Regions from separate parts of the Mus musculus genome. Here region 1 is linked to region 2. The links are chromatin loops, found by intact Hi-C in ENCODE. Cell type or tissue: left cerebral cortex. All regions are shown on one strand.

Region 1 (8,000 bases), 780 kb before region 2:
CCTAGAAGCTTCCTAACCACCTAGTTAACACATACATTGCTGGACGCCATCAGAATTCAGATGGAGCAGTTTTGTAGTGAGGTTGAGGATTAAACGTCTAAGAAGACACTGGATCGGCGTAGCCAGCCATGTGTCTTACATAAAGAAACAAGCCTATAAAATAAGAGTAGTTGGTTAGGTCTATTTGTTTAATAAAGTTTCCTCTAAGTTTAGCAGATATTTAAAATTTACTATGTCTGTAGCTTGGGTAAGCTTGCATGGATGATAAAACTGGCCAGTATACTCTTTGAAGCCTGAATTGTATGATCTGTTCTGAGTTAGTAATTCCTTTTGCTTCTAATTATATTACCTTTGTTAGAAAATGGTTGTCGTACAACAGTTTGTCTTTTTTGCTTCACAGTGCTGTCTTCCTGGAAAAACAAATCTCATATGTTAAGATTGTGGGAAATATAATGACTTAGCATTATATGTGTGTGTTTTAGAGGCATTTATTGAGCACACTGCTTGAAGGCAGACAGCTGGGTTGTAACTAATGTAATTTAATATAATTTGCAAAGTCTTTTTTAAAAATTTACACAGTCTTTGATGAAAGAATTTTATTTACATTTTCCTCTCAGATTGTCCAGTTTATTGTTACATTGGTTCAGAATAATCAACTTGTGAGTTTAAAACGTAAAAGGTAAGTTTTTTGAGTTTTGGCTTACAAACATTTAAGTGTTGAATCATGAATACCTATTTGCTGAGTGTATGCCTGGTACCAAAGAACAGCTTTCCCTTGTTAAATTATGTTAGCATTTCAAGAATAGTCTTAACAGGGTGAGGATCCCTTTCCACAATACTTAGGATAGTAGAAATATTTGAGAATTTGGGGGGATATTTACAAGCCTATGAATCACCAGTGATGAAATTTATGTCTGAGTTCAAATGTTTGTGTTTTGTGTGCATGCAGTCTGAAAGTAATTACATATAATATCTTTAATAATTTTGTACATAAGGTAGTTTAGTCATATAGCTAAAAGGGCTCAGAAGATTTTCATCTCATAGGCCCTTAGTTCACCATGGCCCATCACATAAGTATGAGTGAATTTTCCATTTGTGCAGTATCATCATAATAAGGTTACACATTTTGGATATATGCACCCTGTTTGTCTTCTCATTGTCATCCTTGTGATGATCTATTGTCATCTCCCCCACCCCCCTCCCCTGTTATAGGGCCTTACCTAGATACCTGGAAGTCGCCTCAAACTCACCAGCTCCTAGTCTGCCTCCTGGGTGCTGGGGTTGCAGATAGCACTGCACTCTCTGCTTCCTGCTTATGTTTGTAAGCTAGGCCAGGTGGTCACTTTTAGTAGCCTTGCAGAAGTTACTGAGTTTTCATTCATGTTACCAGTTTAAAGTAGCATTAAAAGGCCCCAGTGAGGAGAACTCTTTAAAAATAATGTTGTGAGGAAGGAGAGAATCAGATATTTGGTTTACTTTAAATTTAGTAGACTTGATAATTTAAAATCCTAATGATAGGTGGTAATGCATATAAATATGTTAGCTATTGGTGACATTGTCATATCTGAACTAGAAGAATAATTGACAAAGGCATAGATGGAAGGAGGAAAAGGTGAGCTATAAGGCTAAGATTTTGACAGTTTATACATCTAAGTCTGTGGCTTTAATTCTATTGCCTTTTATTCTGTGATACTACTGTTTTAAAAGCTAGGTATACTTTGTATGGAGTTGAATAGTTCTAAAGAATTTCTATTGTATACTTATTGAGAGCTTTCATTCACTATTGAAGGAAGTATATGAGTAAATTAGTAGAAACCTTTTATTCTTTCATTTTTGGGGTGAAATTAAATATTACAATTCTTATTTACAGGCCTCTACTTCTAAACACAAATGGAGCCCCAAAGAAGAATCTATATCAGCACATAGTCAAAGAACCAACTGATAATCACCATCATAAAGTAAATTTTAATGCATTTTATATTTATTGTCTCAAACTAAATTTTATTGTGGCAGTGTTTCATGCAGTCAGAGCCGTTTAGTGAATAATGTAAGTGCTCACTCCCCAGCTCTGCCGCGTTGTGACAGTTCCGTTATTTGCTGTCAGGTATTTTAAGAAACATCGTTACAATACAGTTGCTTATTTCCCAGCTTTCTAGTTGTCATTGCCATGCTGTTTTGTGTGGTACATTCAGAACTATGACTGTTATTCTGTGGATATCTACACATGCCAGTGGTGATGATATTTCAGTACTGTGCAATGTGGACTGCATGAAGTTTACCAGGGAGCTCTACCTCAACAGCGTGGCCTTATGTAGTTTTTATAGTGCTGTATAAGGTGAAGAGTGATGCGGTCATCATAGTGTAACATGATTATGGAATTTTCTTTTCATCTACCATGTGCCAACTAGAGTGCTTTTCTCTAGCAATTTCAGAATATTTGTGCATGATTTTGTTTTTGCTATAGACTATATAATTTGTTAACATCTAATTGCAGATTAGTCTACCATCAAACACGTTGTGCCTTTTTTTTTATGATACTGCTCTCTCTCTCTCTCATTGATAATCTCCTTTTTCTTTTTTGATGTACTAGAGATCAGAGCTGAGTTTTTGAACAGTAAGGCAAATGCTGTCCTACTAAATTACTCTTATTTTGAACTGTTAGAATTTTCAAATATTATGTCACATTAACTGTTGGGCTGTTGAAGTTTTGTTTATTTTACCCCCCCAGGACAGTGTTAACTTCATCATATCTCAGTGTTCAGCCCCTTTCTCTTTCTAAACCAAGTATATATTGTAAACCTGTGTGGCATGGGTGTTGGGTTGAAAGCTTATATAAAGTAGATGAAGGTTTGCTTTAGTTTAACTGAAATTTATGTATCTTTAAAGTGTTTCATATGTTTTAGATTTTTTTTGTTTAACTAGTGTTTATATATTTAAAACATTTTACTTCTCTTACCTGCGTCATCTATTGTTGAAACTTAAACTTCTTTTACATTATAGTAATTACTTGCTTGGTTAGAGAACTTGACTTCCTAATGTAACTGTCCTGAGTGCACCCATACATTTTATTTTTCTTTTGGTGGTCCTGGGTATCAACCCTAGGCAAGCACTTACACTGAGTTCTAGTCCCAGCTACCCTTTTTCATTTTGTGATGGGATTCCACCAAGCTGTCTAGGCTGCTCTTGAACACTCTGTAGCCCAGGTGGGCATTGAACTGGACATTTTCCTGTGCCAGCCTCTTGAGTAATTGGGATTATGGGCCTGCACTGTCAGACCTGTGTATCTACATTATAACATTATATATAACATTATAACACAAAGCAGCTGCTGGTGAAGTAGCCAGTGGCCTCTAACTGTGGAATTGTTGAAGTGCTGTATCTCTCCCAGTGAAGGGCTTTAATGACTAAGAACAAAACCTCCTGAGACACACACAGCAGGTTCAGATTAGAACAGCCACTGCCAGGGATAATCGCAATGGCTGTGCGATTATAATTGAAATTTCCGAAGGTCTGGACTTGTTCATTGTTTATCTATTTAAAAAATACTTAGGAATTTGAACATCTCCATGGAAAAACACACTTTGGGTATGTCATTCATCTTCAGGGTCTCTTATAATAAAGTAATTTGTTAAGTAGAATATGGGTATATGCTTAATAGCTCTGTAAAATGATATCATATGTCATTAGACTGTGAGTCCCAGAAGGACTGAGGACAAGCAGTTTTGTTTACTATTGAATCCTCAACATATTTAGTAGACAGGATGAGTCTATTTTTTTGCTGATAAATTTTGTAGTAGTCCATGTGTTTTGTTTTCTCCCAATTCTTTAGGTTCCACACAGCAGGACTGAAGGTTTAAAGTCAAGAGAACGGATTTCAGATGACATAATTATTTATGATGTTACTGACGATAATGTGGATGAAGAAAATATTCCAGTTATTCCAGAAACAAATGAGGATGTTGTAGTGGATTCCTCCAAGTAAGGAATCATGAGATAAAATTTGGGAAAATATTGGCCATTTTTCTTATGAAATAATAGAAAAGCCCTGGTTTTGTTTGTTTGTTTGTTTTTAAACTAATTTTTCTCATATTTGGTTTGGAGTACTAATCTTTTTCACATATTTGGAATTATTGACCCAGATAACTACCTAAAAAAAAAAAAAAGAATGAAAATTGATGACTTTTATTTGGAGTTAACCATTTTTTCTTAGTTCTCAGGGTTTCTATCTTACGGATTGTCAAAACCTATGCTTAAGCGACTCACTTCCAGAAAAGGAGACCTTTCAATAGATTTGGGGTCCTTCAGAGAATGAAAATGAATTAACCTTGTCTAAAGCTGACATGGTTCCATTTTGTCTTTTTTTTTTTTTCTCATATTGCTGATATGGATGTAGCCAGTATCCTGACATTGTCATTGTTGAAGATGACAACGAGGATGAGTATGCTCCTGTCATTCAGAGTGGAGAGCAGAGTGAACCAGCCAGAGAACCCTTACGTGTGGGGAGTGCTGGCAGCAGCAGCCCTCTCATGTCTAGTGCTGTCCAGCTAAACGGCTCCTCCAGTCTGACCTCAGAAGACCCTGTGACCATGATGGACTCCATTCTGAATGACAACATTAACCTGTTAGGAAAGTGAGTATTCACACAGATGTGTGTGTTTTTTTTTTTTTTTTTTTTTTTTTTTTTTGGTTTGGTTTTTTCGAGACAGGGTTTCTCTGTATAGCCCTGGCTGTCCTGAAACTCACTTTGTAGACCAGGCTGGCCTCGAACTCAGAAATCCGCCTGCCTCTGCCTCCCAAGTGCTGGGATTAAAGGCGTGCGCCACCACCGCCCGGCTCACACAGATGTTTTACATGACTTTCTTGTAGTCAGTTCAGTCATAAACCTAAAGAATTATTTACATTTCTATAAATGTGAAGTAGCAATAGTAGCTTAACTTCCTTCTAGATGTAGACCCTTTCTGCTGATCAAAGGTGAAGTCTCTAGTGGACGAGATTTAATTGTCCAGGAGTAGTCTTGGAACTTTGGTGAGCAATTCTTTAGATTTTTAAAATGAAATTCTTGTTTTAACTGTAAGATATTCTTGATTTTAACTACCAGTGGTCTTTAGTGGTATAGTTTCTGTTAAGGGACATATTGTATTCAAATGCAGTAATCTATGGTATAGAAGTCACTTGATTATTTGGAGTGTTAGCGTAGTGAGGTGGCATAGAAGGAAAAGAGCACACTGTCATTGTAGCACATCTTTTCTGAAAGTAAATTGGTGTAAAGATTATGAGTTTGTCAAGTTTCAGAAATTCCAAATCTTAAATGGAATGCCTTAAGAACTGTTAAGGACTTAGGACTCACCAAGATTATTTTGTAGCACTAACTAGGTTACCAACAGTGGTTTGAAATGTAAATGAGAATACCTAATGAAGATGAAACTGTTCCTTTTTTTCTTTAGGGTTGAGCTGTTGGATTACCTTGACAGTATTGATTGCAGTTTAGAGGACTTCCAAGCTATGCTCTCAGGAAGACAGTTTAGCATAGACCCAGATCTTCTGGTTGATGTAGGTATTTTTGATACTCTTTACTGTACTGGTGGTTTGTGTACTTACATGTGCCATTTAAAATCAATACTCTTGTATTCTACACTTTCTGTATTTTACTTAATAATTTACTAGGAAGCATAGGCAGACAGGTACGGGACACTGACGTGTGGTCGCTGTCTGCCTGTGAAGAGCAGTTGCTCCCGTAACAACGTGCCACTCTTCGACATTACTGCTACTGAATACAGGTTTAATCTGGACTTGCTGCTGTGTTACCGTTTGTGCATTTTCTCTGGGATAAAATTGAATAAAAACTTTTGTGAATTAGTAATAGAAGTGGAACTAGTATAAAGACACTTCTTAATTCTTAGGGAATGAATGTTTTTCTAGCAAATACATTTCATTTTATTTGGTATATTTTTAATGTCCATTCTGATTTCCTGTCTCAGTCTTTGTCCCCAGCTGTGTGAATGGAACTCCACTGTTGTCTGTGCCTTGTGGTTTTGGGGTCATATCAGTTCCACTTTTAACATTTACTAAATTGATATTCAAACCTCTATACTTGCTGAGAGTAGTTCACTATCTCCAATCCTGTCAAATCTGGCAGTTTTGTATCCTATCTTGGAGGTAATCCTTAGCTGCCTCCTTCTGCCCAATTCAAATTTCCATCCTTGGGGTGTGTGTCTACCTGTCTACCTCTCTTCCTCTATCTCACATTCTACTCTGCGTGTTTGCAATATCCTGTTTTATCTGCAAGTCCTTAGATTATTTAAATTCCATGCCCAAATGTTTTTTATCTCTGAAACTATGTACCCATTAATAGCATTTTCCCCTTCTGCTTCCAGTCTCTTTAGACACGGACGCCTTTCTGTAAAGACTACAATTATCATAGAAGTAGCCTTGGCTTTCTTTCCATTTCATTTCCCTCTTTTTTCATATCCCCCACTGGTCGCTGAAGAGGAACAGAGCTCATGTGTATAGCAGACTCCCTTTGCTTTTCTTATCTCATCATCAGGTACTATTTTTTTCAAAATAACATTGACAAACCACCCTAATTTTGTATTTTCACTTCTCTCATCTAAGACTTACATCACCCATGAATTAGATTGAAGTGTCATAAAATTGAAAATCTAGTCCTGGCTCACCTTATTCTCTGAAATGGTGAAGATGCTCAAGATATAAACCAAGTGCATTGAGAATGCTGGCTGTACTTTATAATGGTCAGGTTTCTGTACCAGGGTGGAGTCAGCAGGAGGGTATCAGGCCTTAGAACTTAAGTTGCATCAGTTCCTTATATGTGAATTGGTTGTGTATATTTTGCCCCATCTACCCGCTGGGAGTATATAAGACATGTTCCCAAGTCTGAATAGGATGCTGAGGCAAAAAGAAAAGAAAGAAAAAAAAAGGGAAGCTTGCTTGCGGTGCTGGCCTCACTCAGTGTCTTTAAGTGTAGAATTACTTTGGGGTTCTCTGAAGGAGTAACAGGCTGAGTCGGCATACAGAGAGTAGTCGTCTACCACCAAGGATTTGAGCTCCGTTCCTCTTCAGCTGCCAGTGGGTGATCAGAAAAGAGGAAAATGGAAAAGAGAAAAGGATAGATGCATCTATGACAGCTGTGGTCTTTAAAGGACTCCATGTCTAAAGAGACCGGAAGCAGAAGGAGCTAACCTGCATTGTGTTGTTTTCTTGCTTTGCTCATTCTCATCCAGTGCAAGCCTCCGGTCTGCTCAGTGTTCAGTGGTTCTCAGGGGTCTAAGCTAAGCCTGATGGCATGAGGCCTGGACCACTCATGGCTTTGCTCAGCTTTTGTTTCTGGTTTCAATGATTGTCTATAACTGTATAAGGTAGTGGATTGGTCTTAACCATTTCTAGAACATGCTCTACCTTCTTGGTAATACTATTCCTAAGCACTCGTCGTCGTCTAAATTCCAAATTCCCGATGTTTTCTCAGATTGATGATGCGTAGCACCTAGCTTTATTACAGCCCTTTTGTTTTGTCCTGGGTTTGCCAGTGTTCATGCTTTCCAAACTCCTTAGCGCTCTTAAGCTCTGTAATTATAAAACTGGATTGGATATAAGTTGGCTATTTAATGTCCATATTCCCTTTTAGATTGTAAGCTCCAGGAGAGCAGAAATAAATGTTGTTATGGTGCCAGTGATTTCTTACAAGTCTTATACACTGTGGATGGGATTTGCTAGGACTTTGAAGCTTATGACTTGAAAGTTGCATTTATAAATTGGCTGGACTGAGTACAGCTCATTGGCATTACCTTAGCACTTAGGAACTTCCTTAGCTACGTAGGAAATAAAGTCGGTATGCCATATTGTCAGAGGCCCCACTTGATATGAATGCTAAGTTACACTGTCAGTAGATTTGATGAATTTGTCATGTAATCAGTAAGTAAGTAAATAAATGTTTAACGTCAAGTCATGGGACTCACTCAGCCTTTAGCACTACATATGGCTAAGAA
Region 2 (8,000 bases):
TAGTCTTGTCAGTTGGTGGATGGATTCGGGTCACCTGATCTTCAAGGCATAATGATTTTTCTCTCATCCCTACCATGTACTAAGAGAGCTATGTAAAATCTCAAACCATAATTCTCAATCCCTTTTTGTCTTTTCAGTTCTGCCACATTTTGTTTCATTTATTTAGAAAGTCTAGTATTGGCTGCATTCACACTTAGAATTCTTGCACATTCCTAATGATTTGGTCACTCTTACTGTGAATGTTCTTTTCTAGCCCCAGGATTTACTAATACTTACACAACTGCAGCCTTTTGATTATTATTGACATTTGCCTTGTAACCTAAGCAAGTGGTGTGTTCTCTCTTGCAACCCCTAGGGCTGAGGGCTGAACCCAGAGACTGAGCTAAATCCCTAACCCTTATGTGTTACTTATCTATTACAGTGTGTGTGTGTGTGTGAGTGTGTGTGAGTGTGTGTGTGTGTGTGTGAGTGTGTGTGTGTGTGTGTGTTTAGTTTTCTATCTATGAATATAAGCATGTGAGTGCAGGTGCCACAGTAGGCCACAGTAGGCAGGAGTCAGATCCCCTGGAGGCTGGAGTTACAAGGAGTTGTAAACCCAACTCCAGGCCTTTGAAAGAGCAGTACTTGCCCTTAACCACTGAGCAGTGCTCCGGCTTCCATGGCCTTTTAAATAGCTTTATAATTGGGTCTTGCTTTTCCCTCCAAACTAAGTCTCATCTGCTGAAATATTTGAGCCATTTTTAGGGTGATTGCCTATGAAGTGTGTGCCTTTGTAGGGTCCTTGTCTTGGGAAAGCCTTTTAGCCCGTTTAATAATTTGCTGTACTTCCACCTTGGTAAGTTGGAGTTTTAGTTACATCTTTAGTTTATCTTCGGTTACATTGCAGTAGCAAATGCCTCCTCATGGAATGGAGTCTCTGGACGATCCTCACTAATCCACAGTCTCTAATCTGTTAATCCCATGTGGTAAAATTTTCCCTTTAGATAGTGAATGTGATTTCTATCTCTAAAGTTCTGTTGCTTTCCTTTTTTAAATTCTTCTATTATGTTAATGTTTCTTTGAATACATATAGTACCTATTTAATGTCCATGCTCGATAATTCATTAGTTCTATCAGGTATCTGTCTGTTTCTCTTCCTTCCTTTTCTCCTAGCTGTGCGTCATGTTCTCCTTCTCAATCCCTGTGCATTTCTTTACAAAGGGTTTCCCACCCTGACTGGTAGCTAATGGTCATCATCCTGTGTGAAATGTAAGGCGTTCACATTACAGCACTGCTCATTGTTTTTCTCCTTGAAGTTTTATATATCTCAGCTAGACCAACAACTGTTTTCACCCTTACACGTATTCGATAAAATACTCCCATGCAGGCCGGGCGGTGGTGGCGCACGCCTTTAATCCCAGCACTTGGGAGGCAGAGGCAGGCGGATTTCTGAGTTTGAGGCCAGCCAGGGATACACAGAGAAACCCTGTCTCGAAAAAAAACAAAAAGACAAAAAAAAAAAAGATACTGCCGTGCAGAGAGCCAGAACAGGAAGCATGGCTCACACTCACCACCTTTGTTTGCCATCTTAGCCATCACAGTCCTCTGCTACTTATTGTTCACATGTCAGGGAAGGAAAGGTGTTGTTATTATTCAGTTATTCAATTGTATATGACAGCAAAGTTTAAGTCTAAACCCTATGGCTCTCATGGCCGGAAGCAGAAGTTCCATAAAGTCCTGTGCAGCAGCTACCAAGCAGTGGCTTCCGACACATAAGTGAAGAGGAGGAGGAAGGAGACACTAAGGTCGGCCACACAGTAAAATCAGACAAAGGCCAACACCTGCGGAGCTTCCTGTGTCTCTTTATCCGTAAATGTTTCAGAAAGCGTCACAGATGCCAAAAGATGCACAAAAACATGCTCACACGCTGGAGTCATGGCAGAGAAGGAAGCCTCAGAAGGAGGGATAGGGCACAACCACGTGGGCGGCTTTCTCAGTCCTCTCTCACAGTAAAGGACTAGACACTTGTCTGCATGTGATTTTACCCAGGTATCAGTCTTGTTCCTGTACTTCTCCCTTTCCTGTCCACTCTTGAGTGCCCATGGGATCCTTCTAATCTTAAGTGCTGCTTGTCCTATGAAGCTTTCTAGCCTTTTGTGTTTCATGTAGCATGTAGACATGGCTTTACATCGTCTTGTAAATTGTCGTCTCCCCATTTCATTCTCTGTTCTTTGACCTCAGGAACTTCGTGTCACCTACATATCAAGGCTTCCTGTGTTATCTGTGCTTTATAAAATACTTTCGGAACTGAGCAAATGGTTGTCAGAAGACAGCTGAGCAGGGTTTACTGTAGCAACTCCCATCTCTGTTTACCAACTAATGATCTGTTTGCTTTGTCTATGAAGTGCTAATCTAAAAGTGAGAGGGACCAACTAGTCGGTATCTGTGGCTTCAGAGCACAAGATCTGTGTCATCTCTCCTTAGCTTGTTTCCTAGCAGGTTATAGCCTGATTTATCCCACTCACTCTACACAGTCAGCACACTTACTGTGGACAGAAACCGCTTAATATGTGCTTTTTGTTCTTGACCTCTGTTAACAAGAATGGTTTTTGCCTTTAATATATTTTGATTTGTTTCCTAGTGAGCACTTTCATTAACAGTCCTGCCACAAAAAAAAAAAAAAAAAAAAAAAAAAAAAAAAAAAAAAAAAAAAGTATTGCCTCTTACTTGGTATCATAAAAGCTAACCTCAGGTATACACCTTCTGTGTTTTACAACTGTGCTTTTTCTTTTGTTTTGTTTCATTGAGACAGAGTTGGCAGGCTGGCCTTAAACTCATGGTCTTGCCTCTGCCTGCCAACTGCTGAGATTATAGGTATACACTACCACACCTACCTTTTTTGAAGAACTTTTAAAAAGTACTACTTCAAATGTATACTAAATATAAGTATGCCTGTATTTAGTGATACATACTTAAATATTTACAAATGAACAGATTTGCTTTAAAATTATCCAGTAGAGTTTTAGAGTAAATCAGAGGTTTGCACATTTATTTACTACTTGGGCCAAGCAGTAAATATATTGGCTTTATAAGCTACACTTATAAGCTTGTGATGGTTCCTCGGGGCAGTAGTAGATCATGTGTGAATGAAGGAGCCTCTCTGTGTTCTGTTTTAAACTATATTCAGAAAACTATCCTATGAACTGCATTGTTTTGAATCTGTCAAGGTGCAGTAAGATTGGCTCTGTGTTCATAAGTGTTTGAGGTGGGTGATTGGCATGGAGGAATGCATTGTTGGATATATTTGAAAAATCCAGATGAAGAACTAAAATGAGTTTCTGGTACATTAATATGAAGAAAAAAATTATCATTTGTGTTTTATGTTCACTAATAAAAATCTTATCTCTTTCTGCTGGAATTCCTTCATGGGCTAGCTTCACTGCAGTCGTCAGTACAGCACTATGAAGAAAAGAACACTAAAATCAAGCAGCTGCTTGTGAAAACCAAAAAGGAGCTGGCAGATGCAAAGCAAGCGGTATATTCATTTCTCGGTACCCTTTTAGTGCTCACTCATGGTTATAAGTCTCTTTAGTGTTTAACTTAACCATGGCTCTCTTTCTGCAGGAAACCGATCACTTACTACTCCAGGCATCTTTAAAGGGTGAGCTGGAAGCAAGCCAGCAGCAAGTAGAAGTCTATAAAGTAAGATTTTTAATTTTTTGAAAAGCTTTTGCCATGTAGAAGTAAGTTACCAATTAGATGGTCCAGAGAGCTGGCTCTGCAGTGAAGACGGTCACTGCTCCAGCAGGGAACCCAGGTTCAAGTCACAGCGCCCCACGTGGTGGCTCACAGCCGTCCATTACACACACACACACACACACACACACACACACACACACACACACCATCCCAGAAATCTGATACTTTCTGGTGACCCCTAAGGGCACCAGGCACACATGTGGTACATAAACATGCCACACAGGCAAAACATCTATACATATAAAAATTGATAGAAATGGGTTTTGGGTTTTGTTTTTGGTTTGTTTGTTTGTTTGTTTGTTTCAGAAAAAAATTCATTTTAGATTTTTTTTCTATTTAGGGGTTCTTAAGAAGAATGCTCAGTACTTTGCTGAAGCAGAAGCAGTAAAGTCTTGTAATACTACACAATTCAGGCTAGCGACTATCATGCTTTTGAGGGAATAACAGTCTAGAACAGCACAAATAAAATAAACATGACCAAAAACTTCATCTCTACCTCTGACTGAAAAGACAGTTGCAAGAAGCAAGCTGGTTTTATACTTGCTGTATTCTATATATATATAATGTCTAATGGTATTTAATTAAACAGTAAATATTTAGTCTTAAATTATTCAGATTCTGATTTTAAAAAAAATAATTCAGTAGGTCAGTGGTGATGTACACCTTTAATCCCAGCACTCAGGAGGCAGAGGCAGGCAGATTTCTGAGTTCAAGGCCAGTCTGGTCTACAAAGTGGGTCCCAGGATAGCCAGGGCTATACAGAGAAACCCTGTCTCAAAAAAACCAACAAAAATAAAATAAATCCGCCTACTAGTAAAAAAATGTTCTACTCATATCTGAAAATAATCCACTATTACGTGTTGTGTCTCTGCAGATTCAGCTGGCTGAGATGACATCTGAGAAACACAAAATCCATGAGCATCTGAAGACTTCTGCGGAACAGCACCAGCGCACACTGAGTGCATACCAGCAGAGGGTGGTGGCCCTGCAGGAGGAGAGTCGCGCTGCCAAGGTGTGTCCTTCAGGGCTGAACCCATGGGGTTCTAGTACTCTAGGCTATTCCCTAGCAGTGTTCTGTAATTAGCAGATGCACACCCACCTCCCCTTATCCACCCTAAATCCAACCACATGGCCCCTCCAACATCACAGGGATAGTATTTCTTTATATGTGTTGAGTGTGAGCACATGGGAACCACCATGAATGTGTGGGGGTCAGAGGTCAGTCATCAGGAGAAGGCTCTCCCCTTGTACCTTGTTGAGACAATGTCTTGTTTCTGCTGCTGCACTGTATACTCAGGGCCAGCTGCCCCATGCAGTTCTCCTGTCTCTGCCTCCTTACTTACCATGGGAGTACAGGAAAAGTAAATGCACACCTTCTCATCTGGCTTTTAAAAACAAAAATACAAACAAACAAACAAAAATAGACCGTGGGCTTCAGGGCTCAAACGTGGGTTTTTCAGAGTTGCACTGTTAGTACTTTTAGTCCTTGAGCCATCACCCCAGCTCTTGACAGCGGTTTTGGTTTGGGTTTTGGGTTTTGGGTTTGGGTTTTGGTTTTGGTTTTAGTTTTTTCTAAAGTGAAAAATATGAGTACAATTACCTTACATTTATTTATGTTTAACCATGAGTATGTGTAAAATTGTGACATTTATTTTTGGAGAGCACTGCAGATTTTTCTGAGGTTTAAATAATTATGACATTCTAATAGGATGGGCCTGCTTCCCTGGTGTCAACATAGAAAGCATCTAGTTACTTACTGTGGCTTCATTAGAAGTATCTCTCTTACCTAAGTGAATGTGACAGTAGTGTGGGATTCAACAGTCCACTTCCAAAACACACAATTAAACTTCTACCGCTGTGTATTGAAAGTGACGTTCAAATCAATCTGTCTTTGAGAATCAGTTGTTTCTGTTTATAAAAAGAGAACATATCATAGGTTTAAATTTTTTTTCTAAAGTAATAGAAGCAAAGAGTGTCAGTATAAAATTTATGAGTGGCAAAAACATGAAATCGAGAGTTTTAAAAGAGGTCAGGCCAGCAGGACTGGGTTTCTTTTGTACTGTTTGGGGTTTTGGTTTGTTGTTTGTTTTATGAGACAGGGAATTACTCTATATCCTATACTGACTTGGAAGTCATAGTATATCCCAGGCTGGCCTCAAACTCTGCAATCCTCCTGCCTACTGAGATTGCAGGGAGAGGAGCAGTACCTAGCCCCGGAACTAACTTTTAGTAATGTTACTAAAGACTAAAATGAATAATAAGCTGTTTATTCATTTTCACAAATTTTTTTTTACTTCATTAACCTCTGAAAGTACATAGGAGGATCATGTTGCAGTGACAATTTTCTCTCTTTTAAATGTTATAGGCAGAACAAGCTGCTGTCACCTCTGAATTTGAGAGCTACAAAGTCCGAGTTCATAACGTTCTAAAGCAACAGAAAAATAAATCTGTGTCTCAGGTTGAAACTGAGGGAGCTAAACAAGAAAGGTAAATTCTAAGGTTTTTCCCCATATAAACACAGGTTCTTCCCAAAGTTGTTAAAATCCCTGTTTTGATTGCTTTTGACTAGAATTTTAGGTTACCAGGGAGCAGAGAAATTCTTGGTGTCACCTAATTCTCAGACAATTAGGGAAGGATACAGCACAGGCATTATTACAAACTCTAAAGAATGTTAAAGCCAGAATCCAGTCTCTAAACTATAACCTCTTGTCTCAATAAAATCCAAACATAGCAGAGATTTAGGCACTAAAATTAAATGTACATTATGCTATTTATGACCACCTCCATTTGATTTGAATGCTATGTTAATGTCAGTTTAAAATTAGCATCCAGATCCATTTCCTAAATTGTTCAAAAATATCCCAGGAACAAGAGAATGAGCTGGGTTGGCACACACCATTTAAGCCAGCACTCGGGAGGCAGAGGAAGGGGATCTCTGAGAGATCAAGGCCAGCCTAGGCTACAGAGTGAGTTCCAGGACAGCCAGGGCTGCGCAGAGAAACCCTGTCTCAGGAAGAGATGAGGGGGAGGGGAGAGGGTTCAGACATCCTGTGCAAGTCCATTTTGATTTTGTAATAGAGGTCAGTTATTTATAGTTTTATTCCTGTTTCTAAGGTTCTAAACAGGGCTCATAGTCCTGTAATGTTTGCATGTTTGCATGCTTATGTGTATGCTTTTGTTAGTTTTTGTTTAAGAATCTACTAAGATATTTTCTCTACCCATAGCTATTATAAATATCTTTCAGTAACTATCATCACTTGTTAAGAGCCAATGTGAGCATACCTGAATCAAATTCACATTACTTCGGTGTGATTTTTTTAAGTTCCTTCCAGTGTTTTACATACTTTTTCTTAACCTACTTCTGTGATTTTTTTTAAATTAGAGCTTCTTATGGGTGAGAATTGTCACCTTAAATAATGTCCATTTCTTATACATCTTTTAAGGAACTAATAATGTATGCATTAGAGAAGAATTGAGGGTTTTCATTATTTCCACCAAGATTTTACTCTAATTCTAAACAGACTCATCCCTTTTCTTCAGGTATTGCCTTTCACTGTATTTTAACTTCACATGTCACTCTCAGACCCACTCTCTTACAAGTGTGTGAGGCTCTTTTCTAACTAATATAACCCTAAACATACAATGTAGTCTAGTCTGATACGACATGATGCCCTGTTCCATTTCAGTATGAAATACCAAACCCAGACAAACCCAAGCTTCGTGATCCCAGCAGTGAGGAAGCTGAGTCAGGAAGGCTGCAGCTAGTTCAAAGCCAGTTTGTGCTCTGTAGCAAGTATCAGGCCAACCATAGCTATATAGGCTAAACTCCAGAAACATCTTTTTGTAAATCTGTAGTGCCTGATACTTGCCATGTCAATATAACATTTTTTAACTATTGTAATTCTTGTGAGTATGTATTCTTTAGAATCATGCCCAGTCACCAAGAGTCTGACACTGAAACAGCAAACATATTTGAGGCCACAAAATGAGTTTACCTCTTTCATAAATGTTGTTAAACTATTTCTGTTTTAGGGAACACCTGGAAATGCTGATTGACCAACTGAAAATCAAGTTACAGGACAGCCAAAATAGCTTACAAATCAGTGTATCGGAGTACCAGACCCTGCAGGCTGAGCACGACACTCTGCTAGAGAGGCACAACCGGATGCTGCAGGAAACTGTGACCAAAGAGGCAGAACTTCGGGAAAAGTAAGGCTGCCAGCAGCAGCAGCAAGTGCCATTGGTAGCAGGCAAGCAGCCTG

The links. Peaks named below come from ENCODE experiments on the same cell type or tissue, not always from the same donor. Only the 100,000 strongest peaks of a DNase experiment are listed, where the experiment ranks them.
Region 1: it touches region 2 in a loop (3-fold over the local background); 3 of 42 quality-filtered maps call a loop at or near these places.

Annotation. Positions count from the first base shown.
Region 1 is chr10:57,500,753-57,508,752 of GRCm38, forward strand. It overlaps Hsf2 (heat shock factor 2), which reads left to right. Exons shown (of 12, transcript NM_008297.3): 6 at 618-679; 7 at 1,871-1,958; 8 at 3,830-3,978; 9 at 4,394-4,630; 10 at 5,445-5,550. Among named protein-coding and RNA genes, the nearest start is that of Hsf2, 18 kb to the left of the region's middle. In left cerebral cortex, no CTCF peak of the experiment used is centred here; no DNase peak of the experiment used is centred here.
Region 2 is chr10:58,282,530-58,290,529 of GRCm38, forward strand. Gcc2 (GRIP and coiled-coil domain containing 2) reads left to right here. Exons shown (of 23, transcript NM_027375.2): 14 at 3,414-3,514; 15 at 3,604-3,681; 16 at 4,613-4,750; 17 at 6,104-6,225; 18 at 7,771-7,947. Among named protein-coding and RNA genes, the nearest start is that of Gm40668, 25 kb to the right of the region's middle. In left cerebral cortex, no CTCF peak of the experiment used is centred here; a DNase peak (open chromatin) is centred at 3,616.